Linked DNA regions of Homo sapiens: region 1 is linked to region 2. Evidence: chromatin loops called from intact Hi-C (ENCODE). Cell type or tissue: ascending aorta. All regions are shown on one strand. Links, peaks and the distances in the headings refer to the core of each region. The heading gives the core; the rest is flanking DNA.

The links. Hi-C counts contacts between places; a loop is a spot of excess contacts. Peaks named below come from ENCODE experiments on the same cell type or tissue, not always from the same donor. Only the 100,000 strongest peaks of a DNase experiment are listed, where the experiment ranks them.
Region 1: it touches region 2 in a loop (2.6-fold over the local background); 5 of 110 quality-filtered maps call a loop at or near these places.

The regions. Positions count from the first base shown.
Region 1 is chr7:130,388,174-130,404,797 of GRCh38, forward strand. It overlaps CEP41 (centrosomal protein 41), which reads right to left. Exons shown (of 11, transcript NM_018718.3): 6 at 16,391-16,535; 7 at 14,475-14,626; 8 at 13,708-13,775; 9 at 12,534-12,648; 10 at 11,866-12,081; 11 at 5,598-10,866. The coding sequence ends at 10,718. Among named protein-coding and RNA genes, the nearest start is that of CPA1, 16 kb to the left of the region's middle. RefSeq lists an enhancer at 6,509-6,568. In ascending aorta, for the core only: no CTCF peak of the experiment used is centred there; no DNase peak of the experiment used is centred there; H3K4me3 peaks cover 2,147 bases; H3K27ac peaks cover 2,333 bases.
Region 2 is chr7:130,274,735-130,282,734 of GRCh38, forward strand. CPA2 (carboxypeptidase A2) reads left to right here. Exons shown (of 11, transcript NM_001869.3): 6 at 415-513; 7 at 1,894-2,004; 8 at 3,092-3,182; 9 at 4,729-4,928; 10 at 7,370-7,454. Among named protein-coding and RNA genes, the nearest start is that of CPA2, 12 kb to the left of the region's middle. RefSeq lists an enhancer at 3,335-3,629. In ascending aorta, for the core only: a CTCF peak has its summit at 3,492 (motif pointing right); DNase peaks (open chromatin) are centred at 668 and 3,477; H3K4me3 peaks cover 713 bases; H3K27ac peaks cover 1,002 bases.

The DNA of each region.
Region 1 (16,624 bases), core at 5,337-13,336, 120 kb after region 2:
TGTGTGGGTGGTTGGACTAGATGACCCCTACATTCCCCTGCATTCCAACATCCTGTGAAGTCGTATCCAAGTGGCGTCTGTTTTAATTAGACCACCCTGAGTTCAGCTCACCAGTGGGATGATTTGTTCATACCTTAGTAGCAAGCAGCAGCAACAGCTGCTAACCAAATGCCCGGCACCCCACAGTGGTGTGGAATTCGGCGTGTACAAAGGTCTAGCTAGCTGTGTCCATTCATCTATAAAAGCAACAACCTAGAAGATGAAATATAATAATCCAGGTGGCCACTGCTGTCCAAAATAGATGTTGCAGCCAAGTAAAACAGATTACTAAAGAGCAAAATATCATCTTCCATTCCGGAATCAAATTGGAAGAAAACAATTGGGTTAAATAAAATCATTAACTGCAGATAAAGAACCAATCCAAAGGCCAATCCCAAGACATTTTTAATTTTTAATTTTTTTTGGTAGAGATGGGGTTTTGCCATATTGCCCAGGCTGGTCTTGAACTCCTGGGCTCAAGCAATCCTCCTGCTTTGGCCTCCCAAAGTCCTGGGATTACAGGTGTGAGCCATCACATTTGGCCAAGATATTTTATTAACTGTATAAATTAATTATATATTCTGAAGATTTTGCCTTTAGGGATAGAAATCACCCACTTTTCATTTGCCACATCCTTCCCAGCGTCTTTGGTACATGGTTCTGCTCCCTCGTGTTTCCATCCACCCCACTCCTTCCCATTCTCCTGTTGAGACCACAGCTCCTAGGCTTTAGCTTCCCTTCTTCAGCTTGGTGATCCTGATGCAAGTGATATTACAATTAGCAGCTAGCATGACTACATAAGATATCCCAACTTGTTTCAAAGCAAGAATCTCCCTTTTGGCCTGGCCACAGTGGCTCACGCCTGTAATCCCAGCACTTTGGGAGGCTGAGGTGGGCAGATCATGAAGTCAGGAGTCCAAGACCAGCCTGGCCAACATGGTGAAACCCCATCTCTACTAAAAATACAAAAAATTAGCCGGTCATGGGGGCGCATGCCTGTAATCCCAACTACTCAGGAGACTGAGGCAGGAGAATCCCTTGAATTCAGGAGGTGGAGGTTGCAGTGAGCTGAGATTGCACCACTGTAGTGTAGCCTGGGTGACAGAGGGAGACTCCATCTCAAAAAAAAATTAAAATATATTTAAAAATAATAAATGCTTGTGAAATGGAGACATGAAATTTGTTGTCCATCTCAAAAAAAAAAAAAAAAAAAAAAAAAAGAAAGAAAGAAAGAAAAAAGAATCTCCCTTTGTTTCTTCCATATCACTTCAGGTGTGAATGTGGAGCAGGGGGTTTTCCCACAGACTCTGCTGGGGAAGTGAGTGGATTGGGGCTGGAGTGAGGATGGCAGCTTCTCTCTCTAGCAGCCAGGCCAGGTTTCAAGAAGCATCCAGCTCTGTTGACTTGAGTCTTTTCCATATAAAATGGCCTGAAGGCCAAAAATGCCTTTTTTAAAAAAAAAGAGGAACATTGATGGAATTTTCATCTTGGACTTTTATTTTATTATTATTTTTGCTATCAACATTCTAAAAATAAAAATAAAAAGAATGAGGGCTGGGCACAGTGGCTCACACCTGTAATCCCAGCATTTTGGGAGGCTGAAGCAGGAGGATTCCTTGACCCCAGGAGTTCGAGACCAGCCTGGGCAACATAGCGAGACCCCCCCCCCCCACCTCCACAAAAAATAAAAAATTAGCTGGGTGTGGTGGCATGCACCTGTAATCCCAGCTAATCGAGAGGCTGAGGTGGGAAGAACCGTTGAGCCCAGAAGTTTGCAGTTGCAGTGAGCCATGATGGCACCACTGCACTCCAACCTGGACAACAAAGTGAGACCCTGTCTCTTAAAAGAAAAAAAAAGGATGAGGCTCTATGTATGTATTGTTACATTTTGTATGTATTTGTTACATTATTACATTATATCATTTACATAAACGTATAAACATGTAAATTTATGAGACGAGGTAAAATGGTGTTTCAGTCTTTACAGAAAGATGACCTAAAAGATTTGATAACACCCTCTTCAAGTTATCTTTTAGAAAATGCTTCCCTTCAATCTATATAACGACATTATAACTCTCTTCTCAAAACCCATTTTAACTGCTTAGTTTGAGTGAGTAGGAAGCTGATCACCTTTTGTTTAATGAAGACTGATAAGAGAAGAAATATTAAGTTAGCATGACAATTTATCACTTTATAAAACTGGAGCACTAGACTTTGATGGTAGAATTGCTTAATTTAAAATAAACTGTGCTTCCCGACAGCAGGAACCACCTTGTTTGGCATTCAATCCCCAATAGCGTTAACAGTACCTGACACATAGATGCCTAATAAATACCTGTTGAGTGAATGCTCTCTACTTTTATTAGTGAATTCATAAATGTTATGATCTGTATGTTGTAGGCTTGCTGAAAACACCCTGTGCAAGTTATTTTGAATTCCCAGAGTTGAGTAAGTCTTAAGAAAGCTGAAGTCAATGAATGAATGTCAATTGCACAAGGGCAAGGATTGCTTTGTTTTGTTCACCATTTAACCCCCACTGCTTGGCCAAGTGCACAGCACACAGTAATAATATTGGTATTAATATCAATAATAATAAATGCTTGGCCAGGTGCAGTGGCTCATACCTGTAATATCAATACTCTGGGAGGCTGAGGTGGGAGGATTGCTTGAGCTCAGGATTTCAAGACCAGCCTGGGCAACACAGCGAGACCCAGTCTCTATAAAAAAAACAATTTTAGGCTGGGTGTGGTGGCTCATGCCTGTAATCCCAGCACTTTGGGAGGTTGAGGTGGGCAGATTGCTTGAAGTCAGGAATTTGAGATTAGCCTGGCCAATACGGCAAAACCCCATCTCTACTAAAAATACAGAAATTAGCTGGGCAGTGGTGCATGCCTGTAATCCCAGCTACTCGGGAGGCTGAGGCATGAGAATTGCTTGAAACCAGGAGGTGGAGGTTGCAGTGAGCCAAGATTGTGCCACTGCACTCCAGCCTGGGTGACAGAGGGAGACTCTGTCTCAAAAAAAAAAAAAAAAAAAAAGAAAGAAATATATTAAAAAATAATAAATGCTTGTTAAATGGAGACAAGAAAGTTGTTGGTTTTTTTTTTTTTTGTACTTTCAAGTATGGGAAGAGATTTACATTTTGTTTGTAGATACACATTTTTACAAATCTATGGGTGAAGACACTTAAAATTCTTAAGTAAAAACATAAAGCTAAAAGACAATTTTGGAAAATATTGCAACTTAAAAATGAAAGTATTGATATGAAAATAAGTATTAATAACCTAAAAGACAATTTTGGAAAATATTGCAACTTAAAAATGAAAGTATTGATATGAAAATAAGTATTAATAACCTAAAAGACAATTTTGGAAAATATTGCAACTTAAAAATGAAAGTATTGATATGAAAATAAGTATTAATAACCTTGAGGGGTTAAAATAATAAAAAGGGTTAAAGAAAAAGACAAACATTTCAAAAGAAAAATAGGCAATTCCACTAAGAAGAAACACAAATCAATACATGTATGAAAGACACTGATCCTCTAAGTGATTTCTTGTTCATTAAGGAGAAATGAAGATATTTTTCTCTCATCAGATTGGCAAAGAATAAAAAGACTGATGACTCCAGTGTTAACATGTAGTGCTGGTGGAGCAGAAACTGGCACCACCTTCCCAGAGGGCAAATTTGGCAATATAAATCAAAATTATAAATGTATTGTGTCTTTGATCCAGAAAACCCACATGGAAGAATTTACTTTATAAAAATATTTGGATGGATTCAAAAATATGTATGTACAAGATTGGAAAAGTAAAAAACAAAAAACCTAGATAATTACCAGTCTTGATGCTGATCTGACACATCCACACACTGGAACAACACGACACCATTAAGGGCTGTGTTGACATGGAAAAATGTTCACAACATACTAAGTGAAAGAAACTGGCTATAAGATGGAAATGTTATAAAACTGGATTGTGGTGATGGTTGCACAATTCTGTAAACTTAACTCAAAATCATTGAGTTGTGCACTTAAAATGGGTGAATTTTATGGTATGTGATTTATACAATACAGTTGTTTTAAAAAAGAAGCTGGATACAAAATATTGAGTCTGGATCCCATCTTGTTTAAAAGACACACACACACACACACACACACACACACACACACACACACACAAACATGCTTTCTCTCTCTCCTTCTCTTTCTCTTCCTGGAAGGATATATCCCCCAATAATAATAATGATTAACCTGGGTAGTGGTGGTGGTAGTTTTCCTTTTTATGCTTCTCAGCATTTCTCGCAATGAGCTTCTATAATCAGCTTTTATAACGGGCAGGGAGTGAAGGGAGCTATTTCGAACACAGTAGATAACATGTGTGTAAAGTTACCTAACATCGGTGTATTATCAACATCAAACAGCTAAATGGCCATCTTAGTTTTTACTCAGATTCTTTTGATTTGTCTAAACTCATTTTTTTCTGCTCCGGTATAATGTTTCATCATCTTGCCCGGAACGCTGCAGTTTGTCTTATCTTCAGAAAAATTCACACTCCAAGATACAGCTGGAAGCAGCAGTGTTTCTACCAAAGGAAGAGATTACTCAGCTCATGCAGTTGGGGGCCATTCCCCATCCTACCCCTTGTTGTAGCTTGATGAAAATTCCCAAAACCCCTTCCTGCTCACATTCAGTTCTTGTAGCTATCTTGGGAATTGATTATGCTAATGCCTATTCCCCAGGGCCTTTGAAAATCTTTATTTTCAAATGAACTCATTTTACTTTTTACTCAGACCATTACATATGGTTCTCTAATGGCCTGTGGGCCCAATATTGGTGATCTATGAGAATCCTTAGGGTAGCCTCTTGAATTAACACTCAGATATGCACAGCTAGCTTTCTGTCTTTGGCCTAAAGTTAAAATGGGAATGTCATTGAATACAATCCAGATATGACCTCACTGGTCCTTCATCCAGTGCGGGGCGATTCATCACCCTGGCAATTGTTTTGCAAGGGCGAGTGGGATGAGGTGGATTTGAAGATGCACAGGGACTCTTGCTTTAAGGACTACAGCAACATCATTCTGTGAACACACTAAGACCCAGATGCTACTCAGATGAAGCTGATATGACTAACCGTAACATTCAAATTGGCCAAATCAAGGAGAAGCTCTCAGAAAAGCACAGAGCATGCATCGTCAAATCTAAAAAACTGTCAAAGGGTAATGAATTATTCCCCAAAGCTTTCAGGATCTGCATTAATTTGGCAACTCAAACACTGAGCATCATCCAACAACCTCAGAGACTGGGATTGCCAAATGTTTATTGCCAAACTAAAAGGAGAAAATGGAAAGTCTTCTGCTTAACCACAGTAGTGGTATTGGCTACATTTTTAGAAGAGTGCAGTAGAATAAGGGCTCTGCTGACAAGGACTGGGGCAAGGAGGTTTGCCTCTGCTTCCCCCGGGAACTCAGGCCTATGGCCATCGCCAATTCATGCAACTTATGTTTCAGCCGAAATCAGAAACATCACCACAAAGGAAAGAAAAGATCAGGCACAAATCATATCAATATGGTTTACTGAATGAATGGCTAGACCTATCAGGAAAACAGCCTACTTTTTTCCCCCTACAATATAATTAAAAGTTTGTAATTCTCATTCCTTAAGTGGTACTTTGCAAGGTGTCCATTAACAGACAAAATAACCTCGGAAGCCCTGGAGCACCTGTCTTCAAGATAAGACAGCAGACACAGGCGGTGGAAATGTGGAAATACGCATTCCCCAGAGCAGATGTTTCAGTTCCTGAATTTCCATCGCCTTTTGTGCAGGCAAGCGGAGGAAAGTTTTCAAAAGAATCTCGGCTGACTAGGAGGGAAGGGAAGCCAATAGCGAAGGGAAAGGTACATTTTCACGGTAAGTTAGAGGCATCACCAAAGGAGAACATGGTTGTGCCCACCCAGAGTGAGAAGCATAGAGCGGAGTGGCTGAAAGAACACCCTCTGGAGCCACAGTTCTCAGGCTGGCTCCTGGCTTTTCAAACCCTTGGTCAGAGACTGAAGGCAAACCTGAGTCACTTAATTTCTACCCGAACCTCAGTCTCCTCATCTGAAAATGGGGGTGCCTGCCTCATCAGACTGTTGTGGAAATTAAATGGGTCAAAACATATAATGAAGAATCTAGGAGCAAAGTAAGCTCTCCACAAACATTGGCTAGTATTATTATTTTCTGGAAATCTTCAAGATTTGAAACAAAAGAGAAAACCTACTCTTAAGATGGGGGTGGTGTGTGACCTTTGCGTGCTGAATTTGGGAGGATACTTTAAGCCTGGCAGAGACAGGGTAATAACACCCCCAGCAGCTCTCTGGGTACTTCCTGTAGAGGGAGATCTAAAAACCTCAGGGTTTTGAATGCCTCGCCCACAAAGGCAGGATACACAAGGGGGACAGAAGATAACGAGCTTTCTGGGTCTCCAGAATGACAGACTAGCACTGAGTGGCCACCACAGTGGGCATCACATCCAAACTTCAATCTTGACAGGTTCAATTCATTTATTCATGAACACTTATTAAGGGCCACTGTCACAGGGTTGGTGATTTTCACTCTCTGGGAGCTTATAGTCAAAATAATTGCAACAGGAAGACATATTGATATCCTTTAAAAGATGCAGCCCATCCGTCCACAGCATTTGAGAAGTGGCCTCTCTTTGCCTCACATTTTACCAGGTGCTTCAGGATGTTACACAGGTGAGAATTTGCTTCTGTACAGAACAAAGAGGATCAGCAACAGAGAGGGGAGCCATCAGGGGATCACAATGTGACAGACACCGTTTCGAAAACACATAAAATCATGCACCGAATCCTGTTCTGCCTGAATTCAAGGCTGACAAATTTCCACCATTACATTTTTTATGTTGTAACTGACCTGTGTATCCATTTAAAGATGTCATAATAATAATTTCAATAATTATTGTAAATCTAGGAAAGTATTACTACCCAAATGTATTCTGAACATTTTGGAAGCACAATGTTATTTATTGCTTTTGCATGAAAAAATAATTGTTAGTGAAAAATTAATGGACCTGCATGTAAGTACTCAACATGCTCACATAATTAAACTGGTGAATTATATTCCACACATTTGCGGTGTTTCCTGGGGAAAAAAAAGTATCGTGGGAGTTAAATCTTTGAAAGAATTGGGAAGAAAATAAACACACATTAAAGACACTGAGAACGTTTTAGAACTGGAGAAAGAAAGGTTCTTACTGATTATCTTCAGAGTAGAGCAAGAAGGTGGTCATGGATTTAAATCCAGGTGGACAGAAACTAATTATTCGCTCTAAAAAAGTCAGATAACATAAAAGACAGAATCTATAGCCAATAAACAACATGACAGAAACCAAAACCAACACAAGAAAAATTACCTACGTATTTCTTCCTAGCCTAGGACTCTGATTTCACTTACATTCCACAAGGGAATTAGAGAAAACACGATTTTTTGTTTTGTTCTGTTTTCTTGGTCGAGTAGCCTAAAGTCTTAAGAATTTTTGTATAATTTAAATAGCACCACAGGAAAAATCCCTGAGCAACTAATGAATGTTATTTGGTCTCTTTTCATTCGGATTTATACCAAGCCCAATATGATCGTGCTGGTCCTGGCTAACCACTAAAGGTTAAAAAAAAAAAAAAAGATAAAAGATAAAATGAATGCAGGCCATTTAAATCATTCCATACTTTTTCAAGAGATTGAGCCTGACATTATTACAGCCCAGGGTGTTCCTTTTGTTTTCAAATAAGTAATGTAGCTTTCTCCTTTCTCTCTCGCTTTCTGCTTCTTTTCTTCTCTCTGCCCTCCCTTCTTCCCATTTCCTTGCTTCTTTCTCCCTTCCTTTCTTTTTTTCTTTTCTCCCTTCCTTAAACACAAACCCCTTTAAAGCATTTAAGGTATTATTTAAACTTTGGCCATCACTGCTGTTCAGGGTGCTGTAGTTGTACATCGATGAAGCACCTTCTGTCTCAGGGTTCACAAGCCCCAGACAAGGGCAGCTAGTCAACCCCTGAGACGCTGGTAGGAAGCCATGATCCAGTTGTTGAAGGTGGCTTCAGTCCCAGCCTGAGCAGGAAAAGAAATCCAGGCTTTCTGACTGGAGAGCTGAGGCCCCCTGCCCTAATTGGACTGATTTCCTGATTCATTTATTTTTTTTAAAAAATGCTTTCCTAGGAGATGCAGCAAAAATCACACCAGTCTCCTGTGGCTCCCCCAAATCATCTCGACAGAAAAGAAGAGAGAAGTTGGCAGTTTTCAGCATATTAATAGCAAACGACAAATTAGTAACTATGTACTTTAATCTTCAACATTCATAATTGCACAAAGCATCACTGGTCATTTAAATAATACATGTCAATTAATCTAATGAAGAAACTGGCAAAGTAGAATGTTAAAAGCAATACCTCGAGCACGTAAAGAATGTTTGATATTAACACTTAACATGCAAAACGCAGATTAGAACAGCTCTTTTGAGCATGGTTATTTAAAATCCTTACCAACAGGGCAAAGCAAGCACTGTGGAGAAATACACATAAATATATCCAACCTGCCAGATCTCTCAGGTGAGTGCACACCAATTCTAACAGGTCTGGCTGACCTGGCTTTCCACATATATACAGTGGTTTCTAATACTCCAAAGTTGTCTGACGATGGGAACGCAGAATCGGAACAAGGAGGGAAGACCATTTACTTTCAAAATAGAATCCGGCAGGGAAGTCTCAACTCCTGACAAGTCACCTTTAAAACAGCATAACCAGAACTTTCTTACAGAGAAAAATCTTTTTTCCTTAAAAATGTATATGTGGCAAAAATGGCTGAAAATCTTGTCCATGCTAGGGGAAAGCTGAGTGTGGAAAAATGTGCATTTTTCTATCTATGCTGTAAAGAAAATACAAAGCCAGAGCATTTTGGCATTAGCAAAGGCTGAACTAAGTTCTCAGGCAATAAATTTATGGGGAAACATGACAGGCTCCTCATTAAAGCTATGTGTACGTTGGCTGAATTTTATACAAGATTCTTGAATCTTGTGGAAAATTGGGCATGGCTTGACATCTGAACAATGTCCCTGGTTTGTTTGATTTCTAAAGCATCGGAAAATGTTGCACTTTGGAAATCAAGTAGAGAAGAATAAACACACTCTAAAACAGAACTGGGCTGAATCTGAAAGTTATTTTTCCATATGTCTCTATGAGATATTTATTACGTTTATTTCTCATACAAACACAGCCCCCATGCTAGAAATACTGTGGTGCATTTTTTTTTTTTTTTTTTTTTTTTTTTGGTGGCGAGAAAATAGTACTGTTAAGGCAAATCTTACCCCGTAGCAGTTACCAGCAGGACAGGCAATTTTCAGTGGGCTTTTCAGAAGCTGGTTGCCATGACAAAGAGCACAATTTATTCCTCAGTCCCTTATCACAGCTACGATCACAGACCATAAAAATTAACACCGCTCTTTTCCATCTGATTTCAGAGTTCCTCATCCTTACCTGAGGCCTTTTGTTCCCCCAATTAAATGGAATGAATGTCAGTCATTTAGCAATTCAATTAATGCTGATTCAAAATTCCGGCCAAAACCAGAATCTATAATCACAACTTCCTAATCACAGTTCAGTCATGAGAATGAAAAGTAAGCAGGAAATTGCACTAATTACTCAATTAGACTAATACTGTATTTCTAAGCAAGGGCTTACGAGGTTGTCAGCCCTGACAAAGGACTTCGGAGTCCTCTTCACCTTGTGTGTCCACAGTTGTCCAACCAAAGCTGGTATTTTCAACTGGCCATAATTTCTGTCCATCTAACATGGATGGACTGAAGCTGGGCAATGGGCGTCATAACTGATATACTGACCACAAGTGAGGGCCGCTTTGGTGGGCTTCAAGGGGCACAGGCCGGTGTGGTGGCCAGGGCTTTCCCATGAGAGGCCCTCCTCCCCGGTGTGAAGACACCCACATGCATACCTTTCTGGCTCCAGGAAATATCTAGTAAGGGGGAGCATTCAGTGAGTGTACAGCTACTTTCCTCATCTTCAATTTCAGTGAGTACACAGGCACTGGCTTCCATACTCAAAACAGGGCCTGCAATATGCTGGGCAGAGAGCTCCTTGCTGAGTGAGCCTGCTGGGGTGGGGTCTGCAGGCGGCTGGAACCTAAGGCTCATCTGCACCCTTGGAAACAGCTTCTCACACCAAGACTGCCCGGAGAAGCCTTCATGAAGTCAAGAACAGTGAATGAAAAGGTGGCAGGGACAGGCACACGGGCAGATGTGACTGAAGTATTTACAAAACAACACAGAGAGACCCAACAAGCTGGACCTTATTAAAAAAAAACAAAACAAAAAAACTAAAAACGTAGATACTTTTTTCCTATACAGTTTCACAAGACTTAAATATGCTGTAAACAACAGGGAGGAGACTAGAGCCTGTCACACCTCTGGTTTTTATGGTCACCTGTCAAAATCCTTCCTGAGGTGGCCTCCTGAGGGGAGAGGAACTGGAGACAGGGACAGGGAAGAGGCCTATCCCATACATATGTCATGGTCTTTCCTCTGCAGAAGTTTCTGGAAATGACCCAACTTGGGAAATGCTCAGGGGTTCTGAAAAGAGGAAGAACATTTATTTGCCTAAGTGAGACAAAGTCTTTACTTCCAGGGTTTGCCTTGCAGGTGACCACTGCTGAGGGAGCGGGGGTTTGAGTGGCTGGCGGGGCCGCCACCTGGCAGATTCTGAGCGCTTCGGGCACCAGGCACCTTGGACTCTCTTCCGGAGGAGTTAGCTTGGTTCAGTCGGCCTGAAGGGAGCAAGAAAGAAGGAACAGAGCTGCAAGAATGATTCCAGGGACAATCTGCCAAGTACAGTTTTAAGCTAATGAAGTCCTAGCCTACAACCACTTTTAAGCTAATGAAGTCCTATGCAGTATCTACTTTAGGCCAACGATGGCCTACTCCTCATCCTTGAGATCAGCCTGAAGGTGGGGAGGGGGACAGAAATGAAGGGAAACCCAGATAGGTTTTTTTTCCCTTCCTCTCCAACATCCCCAACAAACCTAGTCTGTCCTCCACTACTTCCTTGGTAGAGAGGATGCAGACGAGGAGTGATTTGGGGAAAGAAAAGAGAAAGCAGTACGGTGAAACTAAGGTAGGAAGACAAACCACAGAGGCTCTCAGAGTGGAGAAGCAAAAGCTGCAGAAGGAATCGAAAACTTTCCAAGAAGGAATCTGAAGGTCTGATGCTTAACTCCTCAATTTTACCTGAGATATACTTTTTGATGAAGTCTCTACATTTTTGCCTGGGCGTGGTGGCTCATGCCTGTAATCCTAGCACTTTGGAAGGCTGAGGTGGGTGGATCACTTGTGGCCAGAAGTTCGAGACCAGCCTGGCCAACATGGTGAAACCCTGTCTCTACTTAAAATACAAAAAAATTAGCCTGGTGTGGTGGCGGGCACCTGTAATCCCACCTACTCGGGAGGCTGATGTGGGAGAATCGCTTGAACCGGGGAGACGGAGGTTGCAGTGAGCCAAGATCATCCCATTGCATTCCAGCCTGGGTGACAGAGCAAGACTCTGTCTCAAAAAAAAAAAAAGTCGCTATGTTTTGATAAAGTCTCTCTTCAATGCGTAATTCTTGCCACTATCTGGGGTCACCTCCACTGCCTCCCCTCCCCAGCACCTGTAACATACCTCCCTAGTATTTTAAGAATCTAAATATAAGAGATGAAGGTTTTCATATGATGAGGTGATATTCAAAGCTGCAAACCAAACATTATCTTTAAAGGTCAAAAGATCTTACTAGGATGATCTGCAGGCCCTTGCTCCTCTTCCAGATAATATTCTATCTTTTTTAAGTCTTCTGGGGTAAATCTCCATTTATTCTCAGCTGGTAGGGGTGGCCCTTTGGGGCTGGATCGTTTCCGGGCAGACCCAGGAGGAAGGGCCTGCTGGCAAGATGCTGGCAGGGAACCAGTAATCAGTCCTTCCGGGAATTTCTGAGCTAAGACTTTTAGACCTAGGTTTGGAAAATCATCAGAAAAAGCTGCATTAATATGGCAAGGCCAGGCCAAAACCTGGAAAGAAGCCTGCATGTCTTCTAATCTCTGGTCATCAAGTTGAGGCCAACACAAGGACATGAAATCTTTCTTAACTATTTCATCATTAAGCAAATTATACCAGAAAATATCTGTTGTTACATGGGATTCTGAGAATTCCACAAGAAATCCTTTTGCTCGAGTCTTCAGCATTAGGGCTTTGTGACAGAGCCCTGAAGCAACATCAGGAATTAAAAACATGTGCTGATGAAGCTAAGGGAAGTTTCACATAACTCCTGACTCCTTTCAGCCAGCATGGCTTTTTCTCTTTCCAGAACACTGAATTCTGAGCACCAAGAGAGAAAAGGGGATGCAGGTGGGACTGAAGGATGATCAGCCTTTGAAGTCCCAAGCAGAGTATCACCTTGCTCACCTCCGGAAAGCATGAAGAGGTTTTCAAATCCACGCTCGCACATGGTGGTGGCCGCCTGACTGGCCAGCCTTTCATCATCGTCATACAGAATGATGATCTTGCCATGGGCATTTTTCTAAGAGTCAGATGAGTTAAGGTTCCAAGGCACTGGGCTGATGTCCCAAGACTACGAGAAACCCCCAAGGAATAAAAGGTCAGGTCCACCTGTCTGAGTTCCCGGGAACGATGGACAAGCCCATTCCTACCGTCACACCAGCAGGGACTGGATGGTTTCCCATCATGGAAACCACACAAGCTGGTATTCGTTTCTTTTGCAAACTGATGTTACCATGATCTAAAAGACAGCACTAGTTCCGGACTTTACATCCTTTAGCTCTCTTATCCCTATGACCCTGGAAAGTAAATATTACAATCCCCATTTTACAGATGAAGAAATAGAACAACTTCTATGCCTAATGTGTCCACTGAAGCCTATTTATGACAGTAAAAATGTGGGAGCCATCTAAAAAGTCCAAAATAAAGGAATATTTTAGTAAATCATAGTAAATCTGAAGATATTACACAGCATCAAAAATGTGGTTTACAGAAGGCTTGCATCAGCATGGGGAAATACATCGGGATATGAACTGAAAAAAAGCAGGATACTAAATTACATATATAGTAAGGTTTCAACTTTGTTAAAAAAAAACAAACACACAGAAGACAGTCTGGAATAAAATATACTAATAATGTAATAGAAGCCACTGCTCAACTGTGTGATTATAAGATATTTCAATTTTCCTTTTAATAATTTTTGGTATTTAAATTATTTTCTGCTTGTATAATTTTTATCAATGAAAAAATTAAAATTTTAAAGGAAAAAATTAAAATAGAAAAAAACCCTAAGTTCTGCTATGGAAAGTTTTCTGGGAGGAAAAAAACTCTCTTAGGACTAACTCTCAATGGATCCTAACTCTTAACCTAGTGTTTTTTGGCCCAGGGCAAGACGGTTTGAAAGCATCCGCCTAAAGAGTCAGGATTCTTGGCAATAGCTAGGAATCCAAATTCTAAAATATGCTCAGCCAAATAATATCAAAGGTCCTTCACAGCATTCTTACCAGGAGCGTGGTTCATGATAACTTTGATTCTTACAATCCTCATACCACCCAATTCCTTAAAATGCAACAAAGGATACATATTCAAGAATATCATTTGAATAAGGGTTCATTGTTCTAGACAGAGTTGCAATTGGGTAACTGTAAGCTGCAAAGAGAAGAAAAAGTTTAGGAAGTCTGTTGTTCTCTTAATACAACTTGGCCTCAATTCCCAGCTGGTTTAAAATCTAAGAGTTAAATACATCTTCAAAATCCATGAGCTGCTGGGCATGGTGGCTAACACCTATAATCCCAGCACTTTGGGAGGCCAAGGTGGGTGGACCGCTTGAGTCCAGGAGTTTGAGACCAGCCCGGGCAACATGGTGAGGCCTCATCTCTATAAAAAATACAAAAACATTAGCCGGGTGTTGTGGCATATGCCTGTAGTCCCAGGTACTCGAGAGGCTGAGGTAGGAGGATCACTTGAGCCCAGGAAGGCAAGGCTGCAGTGAGCTGTGATCGCGCCACTACACTTCAGTCTTGGCAACAGAGCAAGGTATTAACAAAAAAAAAACAAAAAAAAAAATCAACAAGCCATAAACCTAAACACTTCTGTGAAAGAAAAGAAAGAGCACTATGAACAAAGCATGAAGCTTCACTTCCCTGCTTCTGACAGCCATCTGTGAAAATCAGCAGCCTCTCAAGAGTATTTTATGGTGGAGCCAACCCTATAGGATTCCATAATGGATCCAGCTAACATACGGTTTCCTCAACTGTCTACCATGGGCTGTGGTTCCAGCCTGCCTAGACTCAAGAGCAGGCTCTCTGTTCTTGAGAGTGAGGCACTTTAAAGCCTTCTCTCTCTTACCTCCAACAATGTGGCACTGCTGGTAAGAATCTCTATCACGCACATCTAGCAGCAGGAAGGGGCAGTCAGGATAAGGTTTGTCTTTGGTATGGGGCTCTGCTTTCTTCACTGGCCCTTTGTCTAGATCCAGTTCCCCAACACCACTGATGACACTGCAAGTGAAAAAGTAGGTCAGCAGAAACTAGTCAGAGGTTGGTGGCTTAAAGGTCGAACGTGTCTCTTCAGAATAGTGAGGTGAGTGCTCAATGTCTTTTCAAAGGACGCTTCAAAGGCAAAGGAAAATGGACGTGGTGTCTCAGTTCTGCCTCTGAATGCAGGATCCTGTGGATTTTCTCTTCTACTACACTGGACCCCACAGAGGAGACCCACATGTCCACACTCACCTTCAGACAATGCGTGTCAGTGCATTACATGGCTGAGGGGGTAGGGACTGAAGGGCACATGCTGCCTCTAGCCACAAGGGCAGCATCAGAGGGAGAAAGAGGGGAACTGTGAATCCAGTAGAGCGAAAGAGGGAAGAATATGGTTGGTAGGACAGGAAAAAGGAAAGACATTTCTTTCTACGTGTAAGTAATATAAAGTAACAATAATGCTTTATATATTTCATATACGTAGTCAGTGACATATCTGCTATGGTATTGAGTCTTAATACTTACATAGCTCTCTGTACTTACTCCAGTTTTATAGGTTACAACATTGAGGTTGACGAGGCTTTAGATTTGGTGGCATTCATAGAATGAGGCAGAGGAAGAGCTGGGATTAAAATGAGGAAGCTAACCACTACCACTAACAGTTCTAATTCTAAGGTCATTCAATCACTGAAACTGGTCACCATCTTAATATTATAGGGAAAATGTGGTAAAAACATGAATCAAAGTAATAACAAGACTAGGTGTTATGAACAAAATGGCAAGCAGTGAAATATCCTTACTGGAATAAGAAGATGGTTACTTTCTTAGGAAATATTAAGACTCATATGCTAAATCACAGATTAGTATGTAGCATAGCTCCTTTCCCATAACAGCAAATCAAATTCTGCATTTAAATCCAATAAACACTATAACTCTATGCTATATAGTGCATATTTTGTTGAACCAAAGGAGAAGAACATCTGTTTGATAAGAAACTGCATCCTCAGTGGAAGTCCTGTTGGCCTATCTCTTCTTGAGTGCAATTTTAGAGTCCTCTCGCAAAAGTAACTATAATAATATAAAGCTAAAAGAATAATAATAATGGTGGGATGATGATAGCAATTCTTTCTCTGGTAGAACTAATTTCTCCAGAACTATTTTATCAGTCAAAGGGATGGACATCTGCTGAAAATCAGTACTGCCCTATAATCAACAGTTAATATTAGTTAGAAAGTACTACACGGACTAAAGTCCATGTAATCCTTGGAATAAGGAGGCCCATGCCTTAGAAGAAGGAGCAGAAAAATAAAATAAAAAGAAGGAACAGCCACATTCAGCTTTAGAATAAACACCAAGTACTGCTTTTTCCTTTGCACCTACTCAGTATCAGAGCACTATGTGTGGCACTGTCACTTCCGGACAGGGTATTATAAGCTTCAGCAGTCGGAAAAGGGGGAAAAATCATACTCTCTGAATCAAAAGATAGTATTTGTAAAGCTAATTCCTCATAACAAACTTATATGTAGGAGGGAGAAGAATGGAACGAGAAATGAAAATTAAACTCTCCTATTAATATATTCTCACATTAACTCAGTAAGAATGCAGTGAAAAAGATTCAGGAGGTAGCATTTATATAAAGATAAAGTAGAAGGCTGGGATTAAAATGTGAGACTTTACTCCTGCCAGTTCTGTTTCTAAGGCAAGAAAAAAAAAAGATCCCTGAAATTGGCGTCTAGATTAATATAAAGGCAAAATGCAGTGAAAATATGAATCAGCTTCGAGTACCTCTGAAGAGTTGAGCGGCTGGAGTCCCCTGCTCCTGCGTTGTTTATGAACTGCTCAGGGCTCGGCGACTGCTCACCTGGATTTCCTTTCCCATTGGTCCTGGCAGTGGTTTCAGCATCAGGGTCTGAAGCTGCAGAATCATTGTCTAATATTTACAAATGAAGAAATAATTAGATTGAACCTCAGGATTTGTATTTACTTATTAGTTCCACTGACATTAAGTCAAGAAAAGGA
Region 2 (8,000 bases), core at 1-8,000:
TCTTTTTCCTTTTCTCTCTTCCTCCTTCTCCTTTTCCTTTTTTCTCATATGTATGTGTATGTATAAATGAACTAGTTTCTTTAAAAATAAAAATGAAATCTTGTAATCCATTTTTTTCCAATTTTCAGCATATGAAGATATTTTCATGTCATCATCTACAACGATTTTTTACAAACATCAGAGGAGAATTGTCTATGCCCCTCAGTCTGTGTTTACACTTGCATTCGAAGAAGGGGACAAAAGAAAATTCTCCTTAAATGAGAGTTAGTCGACAGCATCACTGTCTGTATTTCCTTCTCTGTCAATCACATCAAGAATAGAGAGAGGGACAGAGAAGGATGGTCTAGGGTAGAAAGGAGGCAACCAGGTGCCACGGCAGTGGAGCCGTTCACATTGCCACACTTGCTTTTGCAGTTCAGCACCGGAGGAGACAAGCCAGCTATCTGGCTGGATGCTGGGATCCATGCTCGAGAGTGGGTTACACAAGCTACGGCACTTTGGACAGCAAATAAGGTCATTTTGCCTAATATTCCTTGCTTATTTTGCCTTTCTGGGGTCAGGCCCACCAAAATCCATGACAGTCCCAGTGGTCCTGATGGCTGGCGCTCTCAGACAAAACCCTTCTCTTGTCACACGGGCTGGCAGTCAACCCATCCAGACTTTTTTGGTATTGCCCCATCCAGCACCCCAGGCTCCTCCCCTTGGGCAGGCCACTGTGCGCTGTGTTAAAAGGCACAGCGATGTGATGATTGCTGTTGAGTGAGAGAGAGGGGAAAAAAAAAAAGACTCAGTAAGCTAAAGAGATTGAACGGGTGGCCAGGGAGGACCCTTGGGAGCCAGATTTCAGCAAAAGAACCGACTAGAGAAAAATCACTTTGCTGCCTGGAACCCTGAGGGCTGAGGTGTGATATGCTAGAAATTTATAAAATCATGAAAGGGGGTCACCTGGAAAATACAAACAGGCGCAAGAAGAGTTAACCCACAGATCCAAAGTGGAGTTGGCTAAGGGTGTTTGGGTTGTTCTGAAAATTTCCCAAATTTGATTTTGAAGGTAGGGTGTAGTAAGATCTCTCTTCCACAAGTTTGTTGGCATTAGAGTCAGGAAATGGGGCTGGGTATGACCTAGTCTGGTATTTCTTAGGTAATTCAAAAATGACATGCTATAAATCAGAATGTTAATTCACGAGCAGAGGAAATCAATCCACATCAGATCATTCAAGCATGTGCAACCACGTGCATACCGACTGATACATTTTTCCCTTCAATTAAAATGCGGTTACCTTTAGGGTATTATGAAATGGATATTTAACAGTTGAATAATAATGCCTTAGGATGGCTGAGCACAGGAAATGAATAAATTTTAATCCAGCAGAAACTTCAACTCAACTGCGGTTAATGGCAAGTAAAAATGTAATTCCCCAAATGGAATTTAACTTGTTCTCTGTGTCTTTAGCAATGTCTCTGCATATTTAAGTAATCTGATGTTTGTTGTGAGTTCTTTTGGAAAGTTATCTCATGTAGGGATTAAGGAATACCAAACAAAATTTCTTTGGTGCATAGGTCCACATAAGTCACATATATCACTGCTCACTATTGCAAAATGTCTCACTGGGATGGATAGGAAGAATGTTACTGCTTTTGAAAGAGTAGATATATGATATCTGATTTTTACTCAATAGAAGTAAATTATTCTGATTAGAAATAAAAGTATAGACGCTAGCATATTCAACACATTAACATTGCAGGAGACCGGACTGCTGGATGCCTAGAAGACTTTCCTTGATCAATAGTGATCCCTGGTTCACATCTGGAAAAAACACTACCTTACTATTCTGTCCTGTGTTCCCAACAAAAGCGGTGTGTGAGGTTGACATGTATCTTGTCTTTGCTCAGATTGTTTCTGATTATGGAAAGGACCCATCCATCACTTCCATTCTGGATGCCCTGGATATCTTCCTCCTGCCAGTCACAAACCCTGATGGATACGTGTTCTCTCAAACCAAAGTAAGCCTGGATTTTGTTCCCTTCTTCAACAAGGACCTAAGGAGATGTGTAGGAACTTCAAAAGCAAAATAAAAATACTCATTCTTTTCTTGATTTACTCTAAATGGAATGTCTAATTTCTCAGTAGTCACCCGGAAATGAGGGTTAGAGAAGTGGTTATAATCACTTCTTATTCCAACACATGATGTCTTTATATGTTGCCTCAGCCAGAGCCCATTTCAGCTGTTAGGCTGGGCTATTAGAGCTCAGTGTTCACCATGAGTCATCTAGGAGATTTGTTCCAATTATCTCTGCAATTTTTTGTGGTAGGATTGATAGAAAAGAGGAGGCGGATGTTACCTGCTGACAATTAGATTGCAGTAGGATTTAGGTGGGCAGTACAGTACATCTAGCATTTTACTTAAAATCTGTGGGAGAAATCCTCCATAATATCACTTAAAAGAGTTACATGGTTTTTTTTTTCCCTTAAAATCTCATTACAATACACTATTGTAGCAACCATGACCCCACATATATTCAAGATGAATGACAGCTTCAAGTTTATTTTTAGAAAGAGCTAACTACGGTAGCGTTTTCAAAGACATTTTCAAAGAAACTGATACTAATACTAGTACTCATCCCATGAGATACCATATGAATCAAGGGTTCCATTGTCAAGACCAGGAAACACCGCCCACCGTATCCGTTTCTTAGAGGTTTATAAAAAACAAGGCATTAACAATCCTTAGAAGTTCTGAAGTAAGTTTACCAAGTTAGCTCCATATTTTCCCCAAATAGGCTCATTGCAGAACCCTCTCTTCTGCTTTTGGTTCTTGCTGTTGGCCTTGGACAGAACTAGGGTTCCATGGCACGTGTTTGGCAGGCGTTCATTTGAGGAGATGGGGGCGTATTCATGTCTCACTTTGGTGAGATGGCAGAGAAACTCCTAGCAGAACCTGTATGAGGACTGTCCAACACCTCCCCAAGCCAAGGGAAAGGAGTGTCCCAGAGAACTAGGGAAATTGACAGAATTCTAAAGGAACCTTCTGATCAGGCTGAATGACCCTCTTTCTTTTTTTCCATGTGCTTTTTGGGTGGGATCTGAAAGAATCGTATGTGGCGGAAGACCCGGTCCAAGGTATCTGGAAGCCTCTGTGTTGGTGTGGATCCTAACCGGAACTGGGATGCAGGTTTTGGAGGTGAGCGCAGGGACTTGCCCCCAGGGATGGTCAGCCCGTGGTCTGGCCCACAAGCTGGTTCAAATGGCCCTGCAGTGCATCAGCTGGCTAAGCCCATCCAGGATTTAAGCCATTTAAAAACCTCTTTGAAAAACACTTAACTAAATTCCCTTCACAGGAGCACAGTGCTGTCACAGAGCTCTGAGCAGCATTTAATATATTTTGTCTCACATCTTGGTTTTCCCACAAGCTGTCGCCCGGTTAGCCTTCTGTGCAGCGGGAGCAAGACTTTGCACAGTGGCGGGAGGACTCGGGAAGCCCTGAGCCAGCCACTAGAGGGGGATAGGATCTATTCCAAGGAGAAGCATTACATCATCTATGGATGCTTCGAGAAAGAAAACTAAAAAGAAGTACATACACACAGGATGGAGAAACTGACTTTCAAAACAGATTCAAATATAAAATGTGAGCTTGCTGCCCTGGCTTTGTGACAGCGCTTATGTTTTGGAGTTCCGTGTCAGGCTAGTTAGGGGCTCCTTTATGGCCTCAGGTACTGGTGAAAACCCCTTATGTTTCAGTAACCATAGAATTAAATTTTTTCCCCCTCACTAGGCTATGATAAAATTGAGGTCAGGAGCTGTGTCTTTTTCACTGTAGTATTCCTAACACCTAGCACAGTGTCTGCAACGCAGAAGGTAATCACTATGTATTTGTAAGACAAATTAATTAATTAGAGTTATGGAACTAAGACAGGACTGTAGAGAACTGCTACAGGATATGGATGAGTGGCAACTTCATTCATTGCTTTGACAATTCTTCTTCTTTTTTTTTTAGTGTAGTGGAAAAATAATTAAAGCACAATACTGAGCAATGGCCCACAGTTCAATGTCAATCCCCCCGATATTATTTTCATTAAATAATTTTAAAATAAGGTGACGTTTTGTCTGTATCACATGGGGAGCCTAGGGAATCCTGACCCCTACTCATCCCCTGGAAGTTTCTCTAGCAGTGAGAGCCCTGGCCAGGCCTACAATGGACCCATTTCAGTGGTCTTGAGCCACTCTAGTTGCTGAGAAAATCAAGGCCAAAGGTGGCCTTGTTGTCAAATGTAGTCATGATTTCCTCATTGCAGAAAGGGTGTCAGAGGTTCCTTGCATTTCTGGCTTTGTGCCTTGGAATTACAGATGCATAGAATCTTCTACTGTTGGACTCTAAGAATTGGATGAGATCCCAGAAAATGAACTTGCTAAACTCCCACCCAATGCAGGAATTCCATCCATAATATTAAATCTAGCTTTTCTTCCAATAACTCCTACAGAGAGGAGATGATCTAATTAGATGGCTCTTTCTACTGTATAGAGGAACCATATTTTTTGAAGAAGAGATGTGTCCAGAATCACTTCAGTTAGGCTTTCTGACTATAACCTTTGGAAGAGACTTGATCTAACACAATGACAATCTTGCCCCGACTTCCAGAGGAGAAAATTAGTGATGCATGGTGACCTCCTCCCTACAGTGTCTTCTTAGAGCTCACTGTCCTCACTGGGCTACTTCTGCATCTCCCCAGGACCTGGAGCCAGCAGCAACCCTTGCTCTGATTCATACCACGGACCCAGTGCCAACTCTGAAGTTGAAGTGAAATCCATAGTGGACTTCATCAAGAGTCATGGAAAAGTCAAGGCCTTCATTACCCTCCACAGCTATTCCCAGCTGCTGATGTTCCCCTATGGGTACAAATGTACCAAGTTAGATGACTTTGATGAGCTGGTGAGTTTCTGAAACTTAATTTCAGCCAAGCAACAAACATCCATTGTGTGGTCAAGTAAGTTTCAGGCATAAAGTCATGCCCTAAGGTGGAGGTGTACCATTACAGCAATGAATGAAACATAAGTTCAACCACCGAGAAGATTATGATGCAGCCAAAGGTTTGAAAGACTGATTTTGAACTTTCCTATATTAAGTTTCTTTGGGAAATAGAATTCATGAAGTTATTGTTACCTTAGTCTAGATGAGCAGGAGCCTGGTTTGAGCATAAATTCCCAGAACATGCTTTTCTGTTGCATATGGGGGAAAAAACCCTTGGATTTGGATATGAGGCTTTTGGATTGGTAGTCAAATGCTCCAAGCTGAGCAATTCTGCTTCTCAGCAACTTGTCTTATACTTTTCTGGGATCTTTGGCTCTGTGATCTACCATGACGATGCACTGGTGTATGATGTTGGGGGTAAAACACTCACTTCCCTAACTTGATACCTTCTGTCACCCTTCCTGTTTCAGGAATAAGCCAACTGGCCCCAGCCTTAGATCAGATGGTGACATCTCAGGAGGCTGTTCACAACTGAGCAAGAGCTATCCCCAGCTAAAAAGAATGTGCAAATTATTTCTAATTTGGCTTTTAGGCTTGGTTTATGAAACCCATATGTTAGAAATAAGCCCAGAGTTGGGACCTTTTTGTCAATTTACCTTCAAGTAGATTATTGTCAGCAGCCTCATGCAGAAATAGATTAGATTATTCCAATTCAAGTATGCCTTTCATCTCATCAGTTAGATTTGAGCGCTGTGAGGTTTTGATGGTCAGTATTACCATTCAAGGTCATATCAGGGAAAAAGAATGTTCTAAAATGTTCTTTTTTTAGACCTAGATGACCTTAAATTATCTAAACCTGTGCTCAAACCTCTAGCAGATAGTCAATCTAGGCTATGATTAGATGGCTTCCTGCCTTCAGGGGAGCCTATTCTGTGTTGGGGAAGGTTGTTAGTGTTCTTCTTTATAGAGAGCGAAATCTTTGTATGGTTTTCACCTATCAGCCCTGGTTTATCATCTGGTTCTACTGAGCAAGTTTATTTCCCTTTGAGAGGTGAATCCACTAATTACTTGAAGACCACCAGCCTGCTTCTCCTAGCTCTTACTCCTAAATAACCTCAGTTCCTTCAAGCATTCATATTATGGGCCCAAGTTCCCTTACTATTCTGGTCGCTGTTTTCTGAATATGCTTCTTCAAGGGTAGTGTCTTAATCTGTTTGCATTGCTGTAAAGAAATACCTAAGACTAGGTAATTTATTAAGGAAAAAGTTTTATTTGGATTATGATTCTGCTGGCTGGAAGATTGGGCATCTGGTGAGAGCTTCAGGCTGCTTCCCACTCATGGAAGGCAAATGGGAGCTGGCGTGTGCAGAGATCACACGGTGAGGGAGGAAGCAAGAGAGAGAGTCGGGAGGTGCCGGACTCTTTAACAACCAGCTTTCGAGAGAATTAATAGAGCAAGTACTCACTCCTAACTGTGAGGACTGCACCAAGCCATTCATGAGGGATCTATTCCCATGATCCAGACACCTCCCATTAGGCCTCACCGCCAATCTTGGGGATCAGATTTCAACATGAGGCTTGAGGGGAATACATATCCAAACTATAGCAGGTAGCTCCCAGAAGTGAATGTGAAATCAGTATTGTGGGTTACCCAGCACAGAGCAGGGTGTGACCATAACTACCCTCAGCCAGACCGTGCACTTCTGCACATTCAGTTGAGGATCACATTAGTTTTTTGGCAGTAGCCCTGTGATGTTGACTCATGTTGGGCTCATTGACAAGAGTAACCCCCAGGCTCTCCAAGGATTCTACCAAGCCAGGTTTCCCCCATCTGGTAATTGTACAGTTGTTTTCCTGGACCCAAGTTCAAGACCTTACATTTATCCCTGACAAGGACAGTAAAGCCTCAATCAGTCAAAATTGGAACCCTCAAATAATGGAAAATATTTTTCTGAGCTCTACTTTTTGGAAAAAGAGACAGCCATAGGGAAATAAGCCAATGTAGGGATCTAGTAAAAGAAAAGTCAACTTCCCACATATGTCCTGGGGTCAGTCCACATTCTCTTTAGACCCCTTAAATCTACCCTAATTTTAGCCACACTCCTGAACAAAGAGAACTGGTGGCAAAATAATGAATCCTTGAGTGTTGCAAACACCAGGATGATCAAATAGACAATGAGGACCTTCACGTTGTATTTTCAAAGCCAATAGAAGTGAACTTACTTCTATTGGAGAAGTAAGCTTACTTCACAGTGAAAATGGTTCAAATAAAAAGGGTGTTGTGCCTTCACCTCAATTAACTAGACAGTCTAGTTAGAGCATTCTATGTTCTGCTGTCGGGCAACTGATCTCCCAAGAGACAAGTGTTATCTGTCTACCTTTCTTTGGTTCTCTTACTCTAGAGTGAAGTGGCCCAAAAGGCTGCCCAATCTCTGAGAAGCCTGCATGGCACCAAGTACAAAGTGGGACCAATCTGCTCTGTCATCTGTAAGTATCCAATGTGCTGGAAGTTTTTACAAATGACCCACTAAGATGGCAGGCACCGTGTGAGTTTGAGCCAAAACTTTTAAATACCTTTATTGAAAGGGATAGGTCTTCATGCATGGAACCCAACCTTCCCCAATTTCCCTCAGTGAATCTAGTCTCCTCCATGAGATACTTACTGTGTGATGGCCAGAACAAAGAACTCCCTAAGTATATGTTTTGTGCCCTCTCCTGTGCTTGTTCAGATCCTTACAGCTCACTCTCATTCTGTAGAATTTGTTTATCTAAAAATAAGCCTTTATCAAGACCTGGCTCTTTGTTTTTTTTTTCTTTTTCTTTTTTTTGAGATGGAGTCTCACTCTGTTGCCCAGGCTGGAATGCAGTGGCTTGATCTCAGCTCACTGCAACCTCTACCTCCTGGGTTCAAGCACTTCTCCTGTCTCAGCCTCCCAAGTAGCTGGGACTACAGGTGTGTGCCACCATGCCCAGCTAATTTTTGTATTTTTAATAGAGACGGAGTTTCACTACATTGGTCAGGCTGGTCTCGAA